2 separate regions of the Homo sapiens genome follow, and region 1 is linked to region 2. Evidence: read pairs that join two places in POLR2A ChIA-PET (ENCODE). Cell type or tissue: MCF 10A. All regions are shown on one strand. Each heading gives the region's core, and the rest is flanking DNA. Links, peaks and the distances in the headings are about the cores only.

Region 1 (4,390 bases), core at 74-4,073, 440 kb before region 2:
TTGAGCGCAGGAGGTCGAGGCTGCAATGAGCCGTGTTATTTGTGCTGCACCCAGCCTGGGTGACAAAGCAAGACTATTTCAAAAAATAAAAATAGGCCAGGCACAGTGGCTCACGCCTCTAATTCCAGCACTTTGGGAGGCTGAGGTGAGTGGATTGCTTGAGCACAGGAGTTTGAGACCAGCCTGGCCAACATGGTGAAACCCCATCTCTACTAAAAATACAAAAATTAGCCGGGTGTGGTGGCAGGTGCCTGTAATCCCAGCTACTTGGGAGACTGAGGCGCGAGAATCACTTGAGCCCAGGAGGTGGACGCTGCAATGAGCCAAGGTCACGCCAGTGCACTCCAGCCTGGGCGACAGAGTGAGACTATCTAAAAAAATAAAATTAAATAAAAATAAAAATAAACTGCGTGGTTTATGGATTCTTGGTGACGCCCAGGCAAAGGGGGCTTGTATCCTCCTGGTATCCACACAGTGAGTGGTGAAGGACAGCTGGGATAGCTGAGGCCTGGTCAAGGGCTGATGTCGCCCATTCAGCCTCTCCCGTTTGGCCAGCTTCCCGGCCATTCTGCCTGCTCTCCTGGCGCGTCTCCCTTTACCGTTTATTTTCTCCCTCTCTGCTGGCCCTGTCTGCTCGGCTGTTGGAAACACATGCCAGCCCTACTGGGCATGGGCCCTGTGAACATGAGCCAAGGCACCCTGGGGGTGGAGGAAGGACACTGAGGCCAGCTCACCAGAAGAACCCTGATGTGTTGCAATTGAATTGCAGAGGTTTATAAACCTCTTGCCTTCAAAAGGGGACTGAAAAATTATTACAGTTTGTCATTTTCTAGTGGGATTTGTTTGTAATCACTGTTCCCATATTGTCTGGCGTTGTGTATATGCGTGTGCTCTAGAAGTTTAATTTCACATCTAGGCAGATCAGGTGTGTGTGTGTGTGTGTGTGTGTGTGTGTAAATGCATATGCCCAGTTTAAAATCAACTAGTAGAAAGTCATGTGGAGGCCAGGCACAGTGACTCACGCCTGTAATCCCAGCACTTTTGGGAGGCTGAGCCAGGCAGATTGCTTGAGCCCAGGAGTTTGAGACCAGACTGGGCAACATAGTGAAACCTCACCTTTACAAAAAATACAAAAATTAGCCAGGCGTGGTGACACATACCTGTAGTCCCAGCTACTCAGGAGGCTAAGGTGTGAGGTCACTTGGACTCAGGAGTTTGAGGCTGCAGTGAGCCATAATCACACCACTGCACTCCAGCCTGGGCGACAGAGCAGGACCTTATCTCAAAAAAAAAAAAAAAAAAATTGGGGTGAGGGGAAGAAAAGAAAAAAAGAAAATTAGCCGGGTGTGATGGCTCATGCCTGTAGTCCCAGCTACTTGGGAAGCTGAGGTGGGAGGATTGCCAGAATCCTTGAGTTCGAGGTTGCAGTGAGCCATGATCGCACCACCGCCCACGAGCCTGTGTGGGAGACGGCAAGCCCTTGTCCCTTTAAAAAAAAAAAAGTGTGTGGGTGTGTATTTTTAAAGTCAAGGAGCTTTTTCCACATTTTCTTGTTTCACCAGGTAAGGATTCAAACAATTGAAATCAGCATTCTTTGTAAATTACCCTATGTGGATTGTTGCTCCTGAGAATGACTGATTTGAGATTCTTGGTGATTCTAGGGTTCGTCACTGGTCCACCTGAGAAGTGACACCGTTCAGCGTTGCTGTACTCAGGCAGTCATCATCAGTGGCATTACTGGAAGGCCTATGTTCTAAGTCTCTCCTTGAATTCCTCCTTACCCGTGCATGTACTTACCAAGTTAATGATTTAGTTTCTGAGTCACTAAGCATACACATTTTTGCCTGAGTCATTTTGGGTTCATACCTGAGACAGCAGCTGAAGCCCTCTGGGAATGCAGGAGAAAACCTGATATGCAACTTACCTACCATTTATTGAAGGGTATCACATGCTGGCAGAGAAGCAGCCTGGGAACAAAACTCTTATGTTCTATAAGAACAGTGCTGGGTTTGAATGTAACCTGCTTCAGGTCTTAGAAACAATGGTATGAATGCTGTTTCCTTGTAGTTGCAAGCATTGCTAAGAGACTGAGTGAAAGAGGAATGCTGTGCTGATACAATCTGGGGGGTGGAACCATTAGTCAAATTCTAGCCTTTCTTGTCCTTTCTTCTGGTAGATAACCTAGCGCAAAAACTCCGCCTGGAGTTTTCAGACGCTCACTTTCTGCACACATAGAAGGATTTGTGTGAGGAGTTACTGGCTTTGATCAAAATTGCAATTCTGATGAATCAGATTTTACCAATTTAGGAAGGGGGATTCTCGGCCAGGAGCGGTGGCTCATGCCTGTAATCCCAGCACTTTGGGAGGCCGAGGTGGACGGATCACGAGATCAAGAGATTGAGACCATCCTGGCCAACATGGTGAAAGCCCGTCTCTACTAAAAATACAAAAATTAGCTGGGCGTGGTGGCACGTGCCTGTAGTCCCAGCTACTCGGGAGGCTGAGGCAGGAGAAGTGCTTGAACCCAGGAGGCAGAGGTTGCAGTGAGCCCAAGATCTTGCCACTGCACTCCAGCCAGGGCAGAAGAACGAGACTCCGTCTCAAAAAAAAAAAAAAAAAAAAAAAAGGACATTTCTTATGAAAATCTGGATAAGCAGGGCCGGGCGTGGTGGCTCACGCCTGTAATCCCAGCACTTTGGTAGGCTGAGGCAGGTGGATCACCTCAGGTCAGGAGTTCAAGACCAGCCTGGCCAACATGGTGAAATTCCATCTCTACTAAAAATACAAAAAATTAGCCGGGCATGGTTGCAGATGCCTGTAATCCCAGCTACTTGGGAGGCTGAGGCAGGAGAATCGCTTGAAGCTGGGAGGCAGAGGTTGCGGTGAGCCAAGATTGTGCCATTGCACTCCAGCCTGGGCAACAAGAGCAAAACTCAGTCTCAAAAAAAAAAAAAAAAAAGTTATAAGAGCTGACAACACTGGGCCCACACATACCCAAATGACAACCATCGAATGTGGTGGCCCCTGCCTTGCTGGGGGCGGGCATCTCCTGTTTACCAGCCCCACCTGCCCTGCCCCACTCTGGCCCTTTGGGCATTTGAATTTGCAACCTCCTCTCTGAGACCCATGGTCCTATCATTTCTATACTTTGAAAGTAATAGGATTTGAAACTGCCATTTCAGATTGAAGTTTATATTGCATTTATATATTCTTTATATATTCAATTTATGTCAGATTTATTTCATATATATATATTTTTTTCTTTTCTTTTCTTTTCTGTTTTTTAGAGACAAATCTTGCTCTGGCCCAGGCTGGATTGCAGTGGCATGATCATAGCTCACTGCAGCCTCAAACTCCAAGGCTCAAGCAATCCTCCTGTCTCAGTCAGCCTCCTGAGTAGCTGGGACTACAGGTGTGCACCACCATGCCTGGCTAATTTAAGAAATTTTTTGTAGAGATGAGGTCTTGCTATGTTGCTCAAACTCCTGGGCTCAAGTGATCTGCCCATCTCAGCAGATGTATTTAAAATAGAATCAAAATAAGCAATAACACTTGAAAACAGAAGTCCTAGTATAGTCGCTGTCAGGAGTTTTAAGTTTTTCCTTTAAAGGTAGAACACTGCCACTGGTCTCTGTATTTAATTTCCACCATTTTCCTTTGATAGAGCACTGCTCTCTGTCCCCAATTTACTTTGTGCAGGACATTTTATAAAAAATGTGTTCCCAAATACTCTAAATCTACAAGGCAGCAGGAGCATTGCTTGAGGCCAGGAGTTCGAGACTAGCCCAGGCAACATAGTGAGACCCTGTCTCTCCGAAAAATATTAGCTGAGTGTGGCGGCACGCATCCATAGTCCCAGATACTCAGGAGGCTGAGGTGGGAGGATTGCTTGAGCCCAGGAGTTTGAGGCTGCAGTGAGTTATGATTGCACCACTATACTTCAGCCTGGTAACAGAGCGAAGAAAAAAGAAAAAAAGCTGCAAGTGATACCCACTGTGTTCCCTCCCCTGTAGTTCTTCCTCTTTCTTGTGGTAACAGAACCCTGATCCCTGATTTTTTTTTTTTTTTTTTTTTGAGATGGAGTTTTGCTCTTGTTGCCCAGGCTGTAGGGCAGTGCTGCAATCTCGGCTCACTGCAAACTCTGCCTCCCGGGTTCAAACGATTCTCCTCCCTCAGCATCCCAAGTAGTTCGGATTACAGGCGTCCGCCACCATGCCTGACTAATTTTTGTATTTTTAGTAGAGACAGGATTTCACCATATTGGCCAGGCTGGTCTCAAACCCCTGACCTCAGGTGATCCACCTGCCTCAGCCTCCCAAAGTGCCGGGATTATAAGCGTGAGCCACTGCACCTGGCTGATCCCTGATTTTTCTTTAGGGGACCATCCCTC
Region 2 (4,390 bases), core at 301-4,300:
GTAATAAAAAACACATAAGTTATAATTTTGTAGTATTTTTAGAGATATAAAGTACAAGAACAATTATTTTTTTAAAACTGTCTGGCAGATCATGTATGGCTGGATCTGAGTTAAATGCATAGAAAGTGCATTCCACTGAATAACATGATCAAGAGTAAGACTTTAGGCCCAGATAATTAATTTTTACAAATTCTCAGCAAGTTGCTTCATGTCTCCAACCTCAGTTTTCTCATCTGTAAAACAGGGATGATGTTTAGTTCTGACCTCATAGGGTACAGGTAAAGAAGGCTCTTAGAACAGTGCCGGGCACATAGTAAGTACCATGTAATTATTTGTTATTATTATCATTATTATTGCACAGAGACAGGTCTAGATCAGTGTCATGGCTGTGCTACTTCTCAGACATGCGAACCTGGACACACAGCTTCCTCTTCCCCAGCCTCAGTCTCCCTACCCATAAATTGGTGCCATAATGGTTGCCATCACCTGGAGTTGCTGTGAGGGCCCCTTGGCACAGCATCTGGCACACAGTAGGCACCCAACACAGATGAGCTGTTACTGCCAGCATTCCCATCACTCTGACTCAAAGCTCTGCACTGTCTGGAACTCAGTCTCACCCCTCCTCTGTAAGGCAGGCCATGACTCCGGACCCGCCGTGTACCAGCACTAACTGTTTTCTACCCAGTGATTGTTTATTTAACTGTCCTCCTAAAGTAACTCCTCAGCCATCAAAGGGCTGTTTACAAAGCCCACAATTAGCCTTCTTGGAACAACAAATAAACAGAAACCTAATTAGGCATGTTTCTCCTGGCTCAAGGCACGGCAACCCCAAGGCTTGGGCATCACAGCTGTCATTCAAATAGACATTTGTGGGCTGTATGGATGAATGGATGTGTAGATGGATGTGAGGATGAGTGGGTGGGTGGGCGGATGAATGGATGGATGGATGTGTGGGTGGATGAGTGGATGGATGAATGGGTGGGCGGACGGTTGGATGGATGGATTGGAGGTTGGAAGGAAGGAGAGGTGGATAGATGATATTTGAACTGATGGACAGATGGATGAATGGAAGGTTGAATAGATAGAAGGCAGGAGGAATAGAAGAATGGATGGGTGGATGAATAGAAGGACAGGTGGAGGGAAGTCTTGATGGGTGGAGGGATGGCTGAGAGTTGGATGGAAAGGATAGATGGAATAATGGAAGGACAGATGGAGAGATGTTTGGATGGCGGATGAATGTGTGGATGAGTAGGTAGGTGGAGGTATGGGTAAAGGAATGAAAAGATGGACTGGTGAGTTCAGGTTAGTGGAAGGCCAGAGGGAGAGGGTGATGTGAACTGAGGCTCCAGGCTTTTTCCTGCGTCTCCTTCCCACCCTGCCCTGTTCTTCACTGAGATGCTGTGTCACCACCCAGTAGAAGGGACTCTGACCGTGTGGCATCAGAACAATCCTGGGTTTGAATTCGCTCCTACCATGTTCTGCCTCTGTGGCCTTGAGCAAGTCCTGCCACCCTGAGCCTTAGTCTCCTCCTCTGTAAAACGGATGTTTGTACTGTCCCCACTTCACAGTGTGGCTGGCAGGGTGAATGGGTTAAGTGCCCACGCCATGGTCCCTGCCCTACCTGTGTGAATTCCTGTTTGGTGGCTGCCCAGAGCAGGGGCTGGCATCACTTGGGGCTGGGCAATGTTGGTAGACTGCCCAGACCCTCTGCTCTGAGCTCCACTCCAATGGAGGGAACAAGCACCAGCCTGTGCTGCGGCAGGGCCCTCCCTCTGGGAGGTTCTTCCCCTGGAGAGAGGGGGCTGGCCTCTGCCTGGGGAGACTTAAAATCCCACTGTGGGGACGGGCACTGGAACAGAGCCCAGGACCTGGCTCCCCTCCCTCCCAGCTCCCTGCGTTCCAGCCTCGGGGGCCTCCACTCGGTTCTCAGAGCTGGGGGTGAGAATGCGACTCAATGTCCAGCTGCCTAGATTCACATCCCTTCCTCCCACTGGCTGGCTGGTAGCCTTGGGCTGGATACTGACCACTCTGTGCCTTGGGAAATGAGAGTTCCTACCTCATAGGACTATTGTGAGGATTGAATGAGTTAAAATGTGAAGTGTTTAGCACAGTGCCTGGCACACAGTGAGCATGGCTAGCTGCTATTATTCTTGTATAACAGTTGTTTTCATTACTGTTGCTGGTATTATTATCATTATTTTACCTCTCCCATATCCTTTTCCCCTTCTGGCCAGAGGGCATTTGATGTTTCCTAGCAGGAGATGGCCCTCAAACTGGGCCTTGAAGGAACAGAAAGGCCCCCAGAGGCAGAAGAAGGCACCCCTCGGGAAGACTCCGCCTGGGGCAGCTCCCACAGCAGAAGGCCAAGAGGTTCTGGCCAGAGGGAGGCGTGGCTCCCAGCGCAGGGGCGGGATAGAGAGAGGTGAGTCAGTGTCTGGCCCAGCCAGGCCCTCACAGCCACAGCTCTGCTTCCCATCAAGGGGCGGAGCAGCTGCGGCTCCCCTCTGGCCAGGGCTGGGGGTCTGAGTCAGCTGGAGTCAGGTAAGCAGAGGAGGATGTGGGGCTTTCCCACCCGCAGCCTGGAAGCCCGTGTGTGCAGGGCAGGGCTGCCTCCCACGGCAGGGGCAGGCAGAGGCCTCTGCGCCAGGTACAGCCTAGGTACCGCCTACCCCCATGGCTGACCCTGGGCCCCAAATCCAGCGGGAGGCCTGGGAGCATCTTCTCCGCCTGAGTCACCGGGCTGGGCCCAGGACCCCAGCCAAGGGCTTTGCCTCTGGGAAGAAAAGAGCTTTGGAGTCCAGCAAAACCTGGGAAGCAGGGGGAAGCTTCCCTAGCAGGTGCTATTTGAGCAGAGGCCTGGAGGAGGTGAGGAAGTGAGCAGCGGGCCGTGTGGGGTAATGGGTGCTCCAGGAAACCAGAACGGCAGATGCGAGGTTCTGAGGTGGAGCCTGGAGTGTCGGAGCAACAACAAGGAGACTGTCGTAGGGATGAGGCCTTGGGGAGGAGGAACAGAGAGCAGAGAGGACCTGGGGCATGTCCCACAGTGGATGAGCCACGGGAAGGACTTTGGCTTTTCCTCTAAGCAAGGTGAGAGCTGTGGGAAGTTTCCAGGCAGAGAAGGGACGAGATCTGACTTAGATTCTCACGGGATCTCTCTGGCTGCATGTGGGGAATGGATTGGAGGTGGAGGATTCAGGACAGAAGCCAGGAAACCAGGGAGGAGGAGACCACAATAGTCCAGGTAAGCCATGCAGGGTCTGGACCAGGGTGGGGACCGTGGAGGTGAGAGAAGAGGTGGAATTCTGGGAGTTCCTCTGCACGTCAGCCAACCCGCCCTTCTTGGGTGCCTACTGTGTGTGAGTTCTGTACAGCAACATGATACAGAGATCACAAAGGCTGAGCCCTTGCCCACAGTGTAGGAGACAGGAGGAAAAGGAATGCAACTGTGATGTGATCAGTGTCAGACTGAAGTGTGAATGAAGGGCAGCTACATCTCCCCAGGTTCTGTCCTAAAACTTTCTATGTAGGAGCTCAACCTAGTGAGATAAGAGCTATCATAAGCCCCCATTTTCCAGATAAGGAAACTGAGGCCCTCTTAGTCAAACAATATGTCTAAGTTAAGAGACTCCTCCCACTAGTAAGTGGCAAGACTGGGATTCACAACCGGGTCTGAAGGGCTGCAGGACTGACCCCGCCTGACCACCTGTGTAATCAGGAAGGGCTTCCCGTAGAGGTGAGGCTTGAGCTGGGTTCCCAGGGATGCATAGGATTCCGTCAGTGAGCAGAGGGCCTTCCAGGCCTGAGCAAGGTATAAGCCAATGTGTGTTCAAGACACACAAGCCCCACGTGGAGTTTCTCCCTCCCCTTGGCATCACAGGGAGGACGAAAGGGAGCTGGAAAGCCTCACCTACAGTGTTAACTGATGGAATTTCACGCCGGGTCCCTGTACCTTGCAGCTACCTCTGGCCCCATCCATGGTCCCAGGCTCACGATGGGTGAGAATCATCCCCTTAGCCACTGTCTCCCACACGTCACTTAAAAGCCATCTTTAAAGCCATTCATACCTTTTCTTAAGTAAATTGATTTTTTGGTTTACTCCACTGGTTTTTTAAAAAAATAACTTACTGAGACGAAGTTCACATAGCATCATATTAAGCATTTTAAAGTGAACATTTCGGTGGCATTTTTGCATTGTGTTCTGCAACCATCACCTCTAGCTAATCACAAAACATTTTCATCACCCCAAAAGGAGACCCTGTGACCATAAAGCAGCCGCTCCCCATTCCCCTAACAACCACCATTCTTCACTGGTCTCAATGGATGTACCTATTTTGGAGATTTCCTGGAAAGGGAATCATACAATATGTGACCTTCTGGCCAGGCATGGTGG

Evidence for each region. ChIA-PET counts read pairs that join two places held together with the same protein. Peaks named below come from ENCODE experiments on the same cell type or tissue, not always from the same donor. Only the 100,000 strongest peaks of a DNase experiment are listed, where the experiment ranks them.
Region 1: POLR2A ChIA-PET joins it to region 2 with 5 read pairs; 1 of 35 experiments calls an interaction of 5 or more read pairs at or near these places.

What each region holds. Positions count from the first base shown.
Region 1 is chr20:50,759,317-50,763,706 of GRCh38, reverse strand. No RefSeq gene overlaps it. Among named protein-coding and RNA genes, the nearest start is that of PARD6B, 30 kb to the right of the region's middle. In MCF 10A, for the core only: no CTCF peak of the experiment used is centred there; DNase peaks (open chromatin) are centred at 666, 1,006 and 1,836.
Region 2 is chr20:50,319,550-50,323,939 of GRCh38, reverse strand. LINC01271 (long intergenic non-protein coding RNA 1271) reads left to right here and starts at 2,598. Exons shown (of 3, transcript NR_109950.1): 1 at 2,598-2,865. RefSeq lists enhancers at 1,261-1,845, 1,846-2,431, 2,432-3,016. In MCF 10A, for the core only: no CTCF peak of the experiment used is centred there; DNase peaks (open chromatin) are centred at 1,889 and 2,539.